Linked DNA regions of Mus musculus: region 1 is linked to region 2. The links are chromatin contacts, found by Hi-C or POLR2A ChIA-PET in ENCODE. All regions are on one chromosome and are shown on one strand. The core of a region is the stretch at or near the end of the contact, and the rest is flanking DNA. Distances in the headings are between cores, read along the strand shown. Region 1 holds the start of Pou6f1 (POU domain, class 6, transcription factor 1). Region 2 holds the start of Tfcp2 (transcription factor CP2).

The links. Hi-C counts contacts between places; a loop is a spot of excess contacts on that map. ChIA-PET counts read pairs that join two places held with the same protein, here RNA polymerase II (POLR2A).
Region 1: a loop to region 2 is called in a map of left cerebral cortex, with 6 times the contacts of the local background. The contact joins the promoter of Pou6f1 here to the promoter of Tfcp2 in region 2. A Hi-C loop is called at or near these places in 9 of 37 maps with a recorded cell type or tissue (T-helper 17 cell, gastrocnemius, heart and 1 more). POLR2A ChIA-PET finds 5 or more read pairs at or near these places in 1 of 5 experiments (Patski).

The regions. Positions count from the first base shown.
Region 1 is chr15:100,596,042-100,602,404 of GRCm38, forward strand. It overlaps Pou6f1 (POU domain, class 6, transcription factor 1), which reads right to left and starts at 3,943. Exons shown (of 11, transcript NM_001304965.1): 1 at 3,722-3,943.
Region 2 is chr15:100,547,903-100,554,959 of GRCm38, forward strand. It overlaps Tfcp2 (transcription factor CP2), which reads right to left and starts at 4,106. Exons shown (of 16, transcript NM_033476.3): 1 at 4,008-4,106; 2 at 3,423-3,579. The coding sequence starts at 3,544.

The DNA of each region.
Region 1 (6,363 bases), core at 2,693-5,192, 48 kb after region 2:
ACACATTGACAATGTTGCGCAGCCATTAGCACTTCTAGTCCAAGAGTATTTTCAATGACCTAAAAGGAAATTTTACATCTCTTCGGGCACTCCCCTTTCCAGCCTGGGAACTTCCTCAGCTGCTTTCTCTGTGGATTTCCCTGCTTCGGATTTTACAGGCAGGTGGGAGGGGCCATGTGGCCGCTGGGAACAGAACCTGGGCCCTCTGCTAGAGCAGCAATGCTCTCAAGGATTGGGCCATATCCCCAGCCCCCGTGGTAACATTTTTCGGCCTGGGTTTCTCTATGTAACTAGGTTCAATCATGTGATCACTACACCCCTGTGTCACTATGTCCAACTTTGAATTGGTAATATTTATGGAAGACAGCGGTTCTCAACCTTCCCAATGCCGCAGCCCTTTAATACAGTTCCTCGTGTTGTGGTGACTCCCCAACTTTAAAATTATTTCATTGCTCTTTCCTAACTCTAATTTTGCTACTGTTGTGAACAGCAATGTAAATATCCAATATGCAACCCTTGTGAAAGGGCTTGACCCCTGTTCAAAGGAATTGAGAAGCACTGATGTCAAGCATTTTCCATAGGGCCTAACACACAAATGCTGGTTAAGTGTTTTGTTATTGTATGGTTGAATTGTTTGTTTGTTGAGACAAGGTTGCAATGTATTCCAGCCTGGCCTGGAACTCCCTATCCCTGATGACTGCAAACTTCCAGTCTCCCTGCCTCTCAAGCCCAAGTGCTGAGGTTTCAGGTGCACGCTCTTAGCTGATGGGACCTTGGGAAAGAGTGATGGACTGGCACTATGGAGTTACATTCCCCCATCCTACTATTGCTATTATTTTAACTGAAATAAAGCATGAGTACAAGATGGTTTAAATCATAAAACATTATGAAATGTAAAAGATCTCTGTTATAATTTTATTTACTTGATTATTTATGGTCCTGGACGTGGAAGCATTTGCTCTCTCATGGAATGACTGCCCAAGTACTAAAGTTACAATGTCAAAGTAAGTCTTGGAGGGGAATAAGAGTTTATACCAGTTTTGTTTTTCTTCTCCTCCCTCTCCTCTCAGATACAGGGTCTCTCTGAATAGCCTTGTCTGTCCTGGAATTCACTAAGTAGACCAGGCTGGCCTTGAACTCCCAGAGATCCACCTGCTTCTGCCTCTCCAGTACTGGGATGAAAGGCCTGCACCACTGCCTAGCCTTTTTTTTTTTTAATTTTTTATTAGGTATTTTCCTCGTTTACATTTCCAATGCTATCCCAAAAGTCCCCCATACCCACCCCACCCCCACTCCCCTACCCCCCACTCCCCCTTTTTGGCCCTGGCATTCCCCTGTACTGGGGCATATAAAGTTTGCAAGTCCAATGGGCCTCTCTTTCCAGTGATGGCCTTTTTTTTTTTTTTTTTAAACAGACTTTTTCCCTTGAAGCAGAGAACCTTTAGAAGATACATTTCTTTCTTTTCCTTGATTATTTCTTGAATTTTCACTTTTGGGGTTTGAATTCACCCTTGTGCATGCTAGGTAAGTGTTGTACCATTGCATACCACATATAACAGCGATTTCTTCTGATTTGTGACATGTATCTTGTCCTCCATCATCAGGGTGTGCCTGTGTGAGCTGTGACTGATGGACAGATGGATATAATACTCTCTCTCCTGAGCTCTGGGCCCAGATTATTTTCTTCCTTTCCTTTTTTTTTTTTTTTTTTTTTTGTTTGTTTGTTATGTTTTTCGGTTTGTTTTAGGGGATCAGAGGTTCTTTGTATATAGACCAGGCTGGCCTCAAACTCAGAGATCCACCTGCTTCTGCCTCTGAAGTGCTGGGATCAAAGATGTGTGCCACCACCGCCTGGCTTCTTTCTTTGCTTCTTCTTCTTCTTCTTCTTCTTCTTCTTCTTCTTCTTCTTCTTCTTCTTCTTCTTCTTCTTCTTCTTCTTCTTCTTCTTCTTCTTCTTCCTCCTCTTCTTCTTCTTCTTCTTCTTCTTCTTCTTCTTCTTCTTCTTCTTCTTCTTCTTCTTCTTCTTCTTCTCCTCCTCCTCCTCCTCCTCCTCCTCCTCCTCCTCCTCCTCCTCCTCCTCCTCTTCTTCTTCTTCTTCTTCTTCTTCTTCTTCTTCTTCTTCTTCTTCTTCTTCTTCTTCTCTTCCTCCTCCTCCTTCCCCCTTCTCCTTCCTCTTGACATTTATTACTTAGTGTGTGTGTCTGTGTGTGTGGGGGGCGCACCCGAGTGCCATGGTGCACTCACATAGCTTGTGTTCGAAGAGCAGACAACTTGCAGGAGTTTGTTCTCTACTTCTCAAGGTTCAAGGGCCACACTTAAGAGTGTCAGGCTTGGCAGCCAATGCCTTTACCTGCTGCTGAGCCATCAAACCGCAAGTGCCCCTTTTTGTTTTACATTTATAGAAATGGGTGTTTGGCTTGGGGTTTTGTTTTGTTTGCCTTGAGTTTTTAAGGCCCAGTCTCACTATCAAGCTTTAGTCTTTGATCCTCCGGCTGCAGTTTCACACCTGGCTGCTGGGGTTACAGCTGTGCATCAACAGTTTTACTTTTCTTAGTTGCCAAATAGTTAGTGCCTCTAGGAAGAAACAGAAACCAGCGTGTCTTCTCTGTTTCTCTCTCTCTGGCTTTACCTGATCTGATTTTTTTTTTTTTGTTTTTTTCCGAGTTTGTTTGTCTTGCTCCTTCCAGGACAGGTGGGGCTTTGTCTGAGTGCGGCTCTCGCACACTGATTTTTTTTTATTGAAGTACCATAGAAGGAATGAATGTGATTCTGCTTTACATATGTAAAGAGGCCCCCGAGTCACAGAAATATCCTGCTCACAAACTTCAATCAAAACGGAATACACGCCCAGCATGCCGGTTTGCAGTGTTGACTGTCGTAGATTACCAAAGCGACGGGTATATATGCATGGAACTGGGGGCCCCGCCTTCTATTTTGTGAGCAAGGAATGCCAGGGAGCCAACAGGCTACAGTCTCTGTGTCTGCTAGGAGCTTCCTGTCTTTGGCCTAGGGAAGCTTTTGAGCAGGCTTTCATTTTCTCCTGCCCAGCTGCAGCGACTACTCTGTAAAGGTTTCAGGCTTCCCACCCAAGCCCGAGGAGGCGATCTTAGCGCTGAAGTGGCTTAGAAGCCACTCTGGAGATCCCTCAGCCTTGCCAGGTGCAAATGTCCCGGGAGGAGATAGTGGGCCCGTTTTATGACATTATTAATACTAATACTGTCATTAAATATTTATGAAGTGCTCACGCTCTGATCGACGGTGACCCTCCCACCATTCCCCCATCCTTCCAGTGACAGCGAGGTCTCTGCCCCCCAGAGTCCCACCAGCCCTTTCTCCGGAGTAGCGGTGACAGGTCGCCAGGGAACCCAAGCGTCCCGGGATCCAGGACTCTACGTGCCTCTCCCCGACACCCCGCCCCCCACCAGGGCAGGGCGTCCACCCAAGCGGCCGCCCCTCCTCGAGTGTCCGCGGGGACCGGAGACCAGGGTGCGGCCCGGGGTCTGCGGCCCCAGGTGGGCAGAGCGCGGCCCTCGACTCCCAGAGCTCCAGCCTCCGGGGCCGCAGCCCGCCGCCCCGGCCCCGCGCCTTTTTCTCTCTTTATCATAAATATATAAATTATGCTAATTACGGGCATTGCATATTAACCAAATTCGAAACCTCCCCTGCCCGGCCCCCTCCCCCTCCGTGCAAAGCCCTCCCCGCCCCGGACCCCGCTACTCACCGGAGCCCGAAGCCCAGCCTCCCGCTCCCCGGCTGCCCAGCGGCCACCGGCTAGACACTCATCCCCCAGCCCGGGCCAGGGGGCCGCGGCCGGGGCGGCCGCCCGCAGACAAAGAAGCCGGAGCGGCTCGGCCCGGCTCGCTCGGCCCGGAGCCACTCGGGACCCGCCGCCCCCTGAGCCCCCCGCCGGGGCTGGCAGAGCGGAGCGGCGGTGGGTTGCGGGCCACGCACGGGCCGGGACGCCGGGGGCGGGGGCGGCCAGGTGCAGTCCCCTCCTCGCCCCCTCCTCCCTCCCCCCCTTTCCCTCCTTCTGCTACTTGGATTTTTTTAGCTGCTGCGTCATGAGCATAATTTATGCAAAGCGCTTTGCCGCATGCTGCACCTCCCGCGCCAGCCGCCGGGGGCGGCGGTCAGGAAAAGGAGGGGGGGTCTGGGAAGCTGCGAGCTGCGCGTGGGGGTGGGTAGGAACCCCAGGCCTCGCGGGGACTGGGACCCAGGGCCTGTGGGGCCGCTTGACTCAGCCCCCTTGGAGAGCAGGACTGGAGTCTCGATAGGGGACCCCGTGTCGCCTTCCCTTCAGCCGAGGATTGAGCAGTGACAACCGTGACTCTCTGGTGGTCAACTGCCCTTCTCAACGGCCAACCTCAAGTTCACGTCTGTCCTCTAGGCCGTAAAGGAGAGGGAACTCGGACGTCACTAAGGCTCAGGGTCTCCGGAGCAGCTGTGCACATCCCAGAGGGACCAGGGTCCCGGACGCTCTGCTGAGCTAGCTCGCTTTCCCACCTTCAGGAGGGGCGGGGTCCCACCTGCAGCCTGCGGGCTAGTCAAGCAGCACACGAAGGTGTGAAAAGAAAGGCAAAGTTTGACGCGATGGAGAAAAACAAGCCACTGTTTTGGGGACCGTGATGGTGGGGAGGGTTTGTTATATCTACTGACTTTTGAAGGTAGAGGGAGACTCAGAGGCCGATTAGGGGCCAGGGGAACGAAGGTTTGGGACATAATGGACAAAAGAAGGAAGACCAGGAGAGCGAGAAAGAATGAAGGGAGTCACCAGAGAAGAGCGTTATCAACGCAGCCAAGTGGATTCCCAACAGTGTTTCCCTCTTCGCCCTCACCCCACACCCGTGCTTCCGTGGTCTAGGATGATCTCGGTAGGCCGTGCAGAAGCAGCAATAGGAGAAATGATGAACTGTAGAGCCCTTGCCAGACAGTCCCTTAAACGTCTCCAGTGGAAGCACACACTCAGGAGGAGAGGGGAGCAGCATCGGCTGGGTTTGACCAACAGGTACACTCCAGGCTGCCTGCATCATGCTGGCTACTGGTGCCGCAGAGCTGGGCTGTCCGCTGTTTTCCTGGGGCCATGGAGGAGGCACTGCGGGTGAGACTAACTAAAGGGTCAAGAACCAGAAAGCTTGGGGTTTTATCCCAGCGCGTCCATCCATTTGCGGTCTAGGCAAACGATACAGTTTAGTTTTACAAACAGAGGTAGCCTGAGCCGGGCACCGTCCCACCTGTAGGACCGGCTGCTGGAGAGGCAGCAAACCGAATGAACCTGTGAATTAGGATGCAGCCTGAACAACAAAGTCTCTCTCTCTCTCTCTCTCTCTCTCTCTCTCTCTCTCTCTCACACACACACACACACACACACACACACACACACACCACACAGAGATACATTCCCCCAGACACCCTACACAGCCCCACATATGCTCAGAGACACACCCCACACATTCCCCACGAGCGTACACACACGCAAACACATGCACACCCGCTCATCCTCGAACACACACACATTCACACATATAGGCACACACACAACACATACTGTTAGTGTACTGTCTAAGCTCCACTCCACAGTTATCTGGCAACTGCCAGGTAGGCCTGACCCACTATAAAAGGGGCTGCTTGCCCCCTCCTGCTCTCTTGCTCCTCTCTTGCCCTCTTGCTCCCACTCTCTCCCCATTCCCTTCCTCCCCTCTCCATGTGCTCATAGCCAGCCTCTGCTACACCATCTCCAGTAGGATCTGTGTGATAAGTTCCACACATTGAGGCGATTGACCTCAAGAGGGGGAGGGGAGGCCTCCTGGAATCGGTTGTGGAACTCTTCCCTGGAGCTGTAGTTCTCATGGCAATCTGTCTGTTTTGTTTTCTCTTATTCCTTTTCTTATTTACACGTTCCTGGTAACCTAGGCCAAGTTCTTTTTTTTTTTTTTTTTTGGCTTTTGGTTTGGTTTTTGGCCCTGGCTGTCCTGGAACTCACTCTGTAGACCAGGTTGATCTGGAACTCAGAAATCTGACTGCCTCTGCCTCCCAAGTGCTGGGATTAAAGGCGTGCACTGCCACGCCCCTCTTAGGCCAAGATTTTAAGTGAGAATAATGGGTAAGAAACCATCCCTATAGATGGGGTCACTAACATGACCTTATCCCCAGGGAAACCAACACTTTACTTTCAAAATCATTTACAAAACTATTATAATAGATAAAAACTTTACTAACAATAAAATTTCATATGGCTACATGTGTGTCATTGGTGGTGGATTTTGGTATATGTTAAAGAAAGCCTTAATTAGAAAAAATTAAAATAGTTTAAATTTACACAGTGAAGATTTTTAAAAAGTCAGGCATTAGATGTTAAATAATAAT
Region 2 (7,057 bases), core at 2,856-5,355:
ACTAGTGTTTATGTGTCATGTTGATAAGGGGTCAATTGTACTGGCTAGTTTTGTGTCAACTTGACACAGCTGGAGTTATCACAGAGAAAGGAGCTTCAGTTGAGGAAATGCCTCCATGAGATCCAACTGTAAGGCATTTTCTCAATTAGTGATCAAGGGGAAAAGGCCCCTTGTGGGTAGGACCATCTCTGGGCTGGTAGTCTTGGGTTCTGTAAGAGAGCAGGCTGAGCAAGCCAGGGGAGGCAAACCAGTAAAGAACATCCCTCCATGGCCTCTGCATCAGCTCCTGCTTTCTGACTTGCTTGAGTTCCAGTCCTGACCTCCTTTGGTGATGAACAGCAGTATGGAAATGTAAGCCGAATAAACCCTTTCCTCCCCAACTTGCTTCTTCGTCATGATGTTTGTGCAGGAATAGAAACCCTACGACAGGTACCTTTGGTAAAGAAGATTCAAGAGAAAACATGTTTAGATGAGAAAGGACATCTCATGTGTGCATATGTGCGAAGGCAGAGGGGTGTGTCCTGCTCTACCACTGTCTTATCCTTTGAGACAGGATCTTCTCGCTGAACCATTTCTCCAGATAGGCATGCTAGGCCATGAAGCATGGGGATCCTAGGGTGAAAAGTGCACAGGGCAGCTATTGTGGAGTAAGGCGTACACGGGGCAGCTACTGTGGAGTAAGGCGTACACGGGGCAGCTATTCCTGGCTTTTTCATGGGGTTGCTGGGATTCAAACTGAGATGTTCTTGTGTGGTATGTGCTTATAAGGCAGGTCCACTGGGAATCTTCCCAGACCTAAAAAGGGATTTTATTTATTTAGGGTTTTTTTGTTTGTTTGTTTATTTTGAGACAGTTTCTATGTGTAGCCCTGGCTGTCCTGCAACTCACTCTGTAGACCAGGCTGGCCTCGAACTTAGAGAGACAAACCTGCCTTTGCCTCCTGAGTGCTAGGATTAAAGACACGTGTCACCATCACTGGCAAAAAGATTTTAGATCATAATTTGGTCCTCAGGATTTTTCAAAATAGAAAAAATAGAAGTCAGGACACAATCAAGCTTAAGCACATCACAAAAAGTCTATTTAACTTTTTTTTTTATAAAAGACTATATAAAAGATAAACTGTAAAGATTTTGTGTGTGTGTGTGTATGTGTGTGTTTGCGCGCGCGCATGCATGTATGCTATATTGGCTGTATTGCTATGTGGTCTGATGTCCCAAGTAACAACACCCTCTATTCCAGATTTCAAACAAATTGTCTCCAAGCTTGAGCTTCCTCATGCTCTCCTTAAGTTGGATAGGTTGAGACTTTTGCTCCCTGCATACGTAGGGTCTGCATCACTATCCAACACCAAAGTAGTTCTAGAAAACAGGTTTTTAGCCTTAAGAGTCTCAAGGGGGGAGGGGGGGCTGGCGAGATGGCTCAGTGGTTGAGAGCGCCCACTGCTCTTCCAAAGGTCCCGAGTTCAAATCCCAGCAACCACATGGTGGCTCATAACCATCCGTAACGAAATCTGATGCCCTCTTCTGGAGTATCTGAGAACAGCTACAGTGTACTTATTTATAATAAATAAATAATCTTAAAAATAATTTTAAAAAAGTCTCAAAGGGGAAATTACAACAGGAGAGAAAGACAATAAAACTTATAGGAAAATGGGAAGGAAAAAGGAGTGTGGCTAAAGAATCAATTAGTTGATGATTCAAGGTCCTTGCCACCAAGACTGTGAGAGTCTGAGTTCCATCCTAGAATCCACACAGTGGAAGGACAAAAATCAATTCCTGAACGCTGCCCCTTGACCTCCACAAATGCCATGGGGCGCAGGTGTGCACACACACACACACACACACACACATAAATGGAAGGGGAAAATTCCAACACAAGTAACTATATTTTATCTGAAGACTATCAACAAAGAAATAAAATTCCTTTATCTAGAGAAGAAAGCTAAAATGGCAATGATCCACGTTAGAACCCAAGCCCATGTCACCTTCAAACATAGTCGTCCCACTTTCTCAGGTATTTTCTGCCAATCGCCAAAACAAGGCTAAATTTTTGTTGACAGTTAAAAAACATTTTAATTTCTGAAACTTTTGGGACCTAAGAGGAATCCCATGCATGATCCAAGGCCTGTTATAAGGTTTCTTAAAAATTCTGTCAAGTACAACTTCAGGCGCCTTCAAAAACACTAAATATAGTTACTGTAAAGACAGCGATGATCCCTTTGAGAAGCCTGAACCCCACTCCCTGGTGTGCCTTTCTTTCCTGCGCACACCTCATTTTGCCTTAGACCCCATGGTTGTTGAAGACCTTTAAATAAACTCCAACTCTGCTTCACAGTAACTTATCCTGAATTCTTTCTCTGTGGCACAGTCAAAAATCCAGCTTTAGGCTGGGCTGTGGTGATTCACACCTTTGATCTCAGCGCTTGGGAGGCGGAGGCAGGCAGATCTCTGAGTTCCAGGCCAACCTGGGCTACATAGAGAAACCCTGTCTCAAAAAAATAAATAAATAATAAAAAAAATTCCAGCTTTCCCTAAGCTGTGATTCCTGAGAGGAAGAAAACTCCCAGCAGTGGGGGGCAGTGTTTCCCACCCATCTTCCCTAACAAAAGGATATTTCTGCCTGATGCATAGGTGCTTAGGAACATCAAAAAGTTATCGGTGCCATTTTTTACTATGTAGCCAAACATGGTCTTGAGCTCCTAATCCCCCTCTTGCTGAGTGCTGGGTGCTGGTATTTCAGTTGTGCACTAGTACTCTCGTCTTTCTTTTGTCTTTTTGTTGTTGTTGTTGGGGTTTTTTTTGTTGTTGTTGTTTTTTCAAGACAGGGTTTCTCTGTGTAGTCCTGGCTGTCCTGGAACTCACTCTGTAGACCAGGCTGGCCTCGAACTCAGAAATCCGCCTGCCTCTGCCTCCCGAGTGCTGGGATCAAAGGCGTGCGCCTCTTTGTCACTTTTTAGACATTCTCAGCTCAAGTTTCCAAAGACAGGAACCCTGGAAGAAAACCTTAAAACAAGTCTGTTGTAAGAGACAGCTGTCTGTGGACTTCTTGTCCAAGGTATCCCATCTCTTCCCAACAAGTCGTCAACCTTGAACCTCAGTTCCCAGCTGCCGGACTTCTTTAGATATCCCTCAACTGCCCCTTCTTCACGTGAATCCAGACATACCCAAGCATACAGTCAGTGTCCAAGTCTCCTACACCATCTGGATGCAAGGGCCCTACAGAGTTGACTCTAGAGTCTTTCCTGTCCTCCCATACCACTACTACTCAAACCAGAGGATGGGGGAGGTAGGGAGGTGTAAGGGGGGGGGTAATCTGCCCACCAAGCTGCAGGCTGTTCTCTTAAACTGTACAGCCGCCCTCCCACCTTTCAAGATCCTGCCTTTGTTATTAAGAAGGTAAGGTCTGGGAGGCATCTCACTCACCTCATACTATAAGCACCAGCACCCAGTTCCTGGCCAATGCCGGACAGGCTAGCATCAAAGTCCTGCACAAGCCCCGACTCGATCACTTCGTCGGCTAGCGGCAGCTTCAGAGCCCAGGCCATCCCGGCTCCTTCCTTGCCCCAACAGGCGCCGGCTCCTGTACAAAGGCGCGGAGCGTAACTCTACCCGGCAGACAGCACAGTGGAAGTCAGCTACAAACCCAGCTCCTCGCGCAGCGCCCCAAGCCTGACCTACGGGCTGCACCCTGGCTACTCCTCGGGAGCCCCGGTGACAGGAATCCCTCCCGTTCGGCTCTCGGGATCGTGAGGCACCAGGTCCCGCCGGAGCTCAGCCGGACTCGGGCTCTCTGAAGCCCACCGGTCGGTCGCTCGGCGTCCTCCGCTCAGCCTCAAAGCGGAGACGCGCAGGACACCGGGCGCTCCGAGCGTCCCCTCCGCCCCCCTAGGTGGAAAGCTCCTCCCTCCGGGCATCCGCACTTTCCCTCAGGCCTCGCTTCCGGTCAACCAGATAACTTCCGGTCACCGATTCTTCTCCCCGCCCCCCCACTCCGCTCTCAGCACAAACCCAGGGTTCCTCCGAGCCGTCCCCACACCCTCCTTAGCCACCACGACCGCCTGGAAGCGTGGACAGCGAAAGTTCGGCGCAGACTCGAAGCGCAAACCCGCCCCCAGCGCCAACCAATCAGGACGTCCGCTACGGCCATGGCGCAACGTCACCATCCATCTACCAATGAAGAAGAGACTGGTTCTGTCTTCGCAGCGGTGATAGGCTATCGACGCGAAGGCTTCCGCCCCCGGAGTAGTGGGCGGGCTCAGTGCTTAGGCGTGAACCCGGGTCGCAGGCTCTCGGTCCTGACAGTAGAGCAGAACTGCGGTTCTATCTTTCCGCTTCCCGCTCCCATTCCCGGAGGGACTTTCGTTCCCGTGTGTCCAGTCCTAAACTCTCCCCATTTGCCTTCCCTTATCTTCACCCTTCTCCCTAAGGCATTCGCGCAGGAAACAGGGAAAACTATTGGGGTTTTTGTTGATGTTCAGACGGGGTCTTTAGGTAACTTTAGCTGACCCAGAACTGAGAGATCCACACCCCCAGCCTGAGTGCTAGGATCAAAAGCGTGCACACTACACCTTGCTTGTTGTTTTGTTTCTGTTTGGTTGGTTCTTTGATGTTTTGTTTTTGTTTGTTTTAGGCAATGATGAATGAGTGTTGGGGAAAAATCTGCAGAGCAAAGTCAGAGCTGGCATCTTTATTTATAGTATGATAACTTAAGAGTATTCTCCAAGAGATTGAATTTACTAAACTGTAAATCAAGAACAACCATAGCCAGGCATAGTGGTTCATGCCTTTGATCCCAGCACTCCAGAGACAGAGGCAGGCAGATCTGATTTCCAGGTGAGCCAGGGCTAGATAATGAAGACCCTGGAGCAGGAGGTGAAATCATACCTCCTCCACCTTGCTCCTGAGGATTAATTACGGCCATTTTTAAAATTAAGCACGGGCAAAATACCTGTATGCTATGAACAGTATTGCAGAAGTCCTCAAGACAGGGTTGTAATCCCTTCCTAAAAGGGCATTGTGTGTTCCTAAAAACCTAGCACTCAGTAGGCTGAGGCAGAAGGATCTCCACAAGTTCAAGAACAGTCTAGACTACATAGCAATTTCCATAACAGCCAGGTCTACCTAGCATCTCTAGTCATTGTTTGCTCGTTTGTTGAGACAGGGTTCTTTTTGTCGCCTGGGCTGTCTTGGAACTCTGTATACCACTAGGGTCCTTAGGTCACCAGACTGGCCTTGAAGTCAAAAGATCTGCCTGCCTCTGCCTCCCATCTTAAAAAAAAAAAAATTCTAAAGGTAAATGTCACTTATTTTACCAAACAGAAAGGTAAGGCTAGAACTAAATTGTCATGATAAACATGCCTCTGCCGGCCAAAGACATCCCCTGTCTGTGGAAGTGTGCTTCGTTCTGTATGCCAACACAATATCCTTATAGTCTGCTTTGACTTAGATTTGTATATAACTACTTCTCCCACTGAGTTTCTACCTCAGGAGAGATAGGGAAATGACTTGGTATGGTGGCTTACATCTTTAATCCCTGAATCTAGGAGGCAGACACAGGAGAATCTGTGGGGTTTAAGGCCAGCCTGGTCTACAAGGGCTCCATAGATGCTGTGTTAAAGAAGAACAGGTAAAAGGCCCGGCCTTGTAGCATATTCCTGTAATTCCAGCACTGAGGAAATGAGGCGTAAGGATCATGAGTGCTTGCAAGGCCAGCCTGGGCTGAATAGGAAGCTGGTGACTAGCCCACAATCTAGAGTGAGACCCTGTCTCCAAAAGAAGAAAGAAAGAAAAAGAAAGGGGCAAAGGCTGGAGAGATGGCTAAGTGGTTAAGAACAAAAACTGAGTATGGCCGTAGTGGCACACACACCTTTAATCACAGCACATGGGAGACAGAGGCAGGTGGGTCTGAGTTCAAGACCAACCTGGTCTACAGAGCAAGTTCCAGGACAGCCAATGACACACAGAGAAATACTGTTGGCATATTTGTTTAGCAAGTTTACTGGGTTCTTATATCTACCATCCTTTCAACCCTTATTCCACCCTAATTCCTTCCAATCCCCCAACATGAGGTAGAAGATAAAGAAGATTAGAGGAGGAAGGGAGCATAGACCTCTTTAGTTTACTTCCTGCTGATTAGGGGCATCCAGTTCCTTGGGGCAAGGCCAATCTCCATTGTTAGAATATCCAGTAATCCAGCAATTCAGCAATAGCAAACCAGCAATCTAGCAGATGCAATAGCAGGAACAAGTGGGGGGGGGATTGGGGGGGGAGCCACCACAGGCCCATTCGGGGCTCTCCTCTTTGTACCCTCTCCAGAGTCCCCAAAATTAAATTATCTGAAGCTGGAAAAGCTCACACCCCTGCTAGTGCACGAGGCAAATCATAATCACCCACTGTGAAGTAGACTCTTATCCTACACCTGGGGTTAAAACAAACACATATTCATGTAACATAACTTTTTTTTTTTAAGAAACCAATATTCTCACTACAAAATCCTGTCTCAAAACAAACAAACACACAAACAAAATGAAACGAAACAAAAAACTGCTCAGAAACTCATATAACTCCAGGCCAAGAGTGATCCAATGCTTTTGACTACTGTGGGCACTCACATGTACCCCCCCCAACACACACAATTAATTATAAATTTTTAAGGGGGCTGGAGTGATGGCTCAGTGGTTAAGAACACAGGCTGCTCTTCCAGAGGATGGGGGTTCAATCTCCAGCACCCACATGACAGCTTATAACAGTCTATAACACCAGTCCCAGGGAATCTAACATCTGTTCTGGCCTCCTGAGGGCACCAGGCACACACACAGTGAACAGACATACTTGAGGCAAAATACCCATACACATAAAATACATTTTTAAAAAAATAAAAGATTGTAAAAGGGAACAGGTATTCACCTTTGCTCTTTATCCACTCCCACAGCTGAAAACTTGTGTTCTATCCCTGAGAGTTAGAGTCCTTTCAGTGAGTGGGTTTTCCAATGCAGGGTATCTGGGCAATTGGTAACTAAAGAATACCATAAAGTCACACGATGCAAGAAACCTCACAC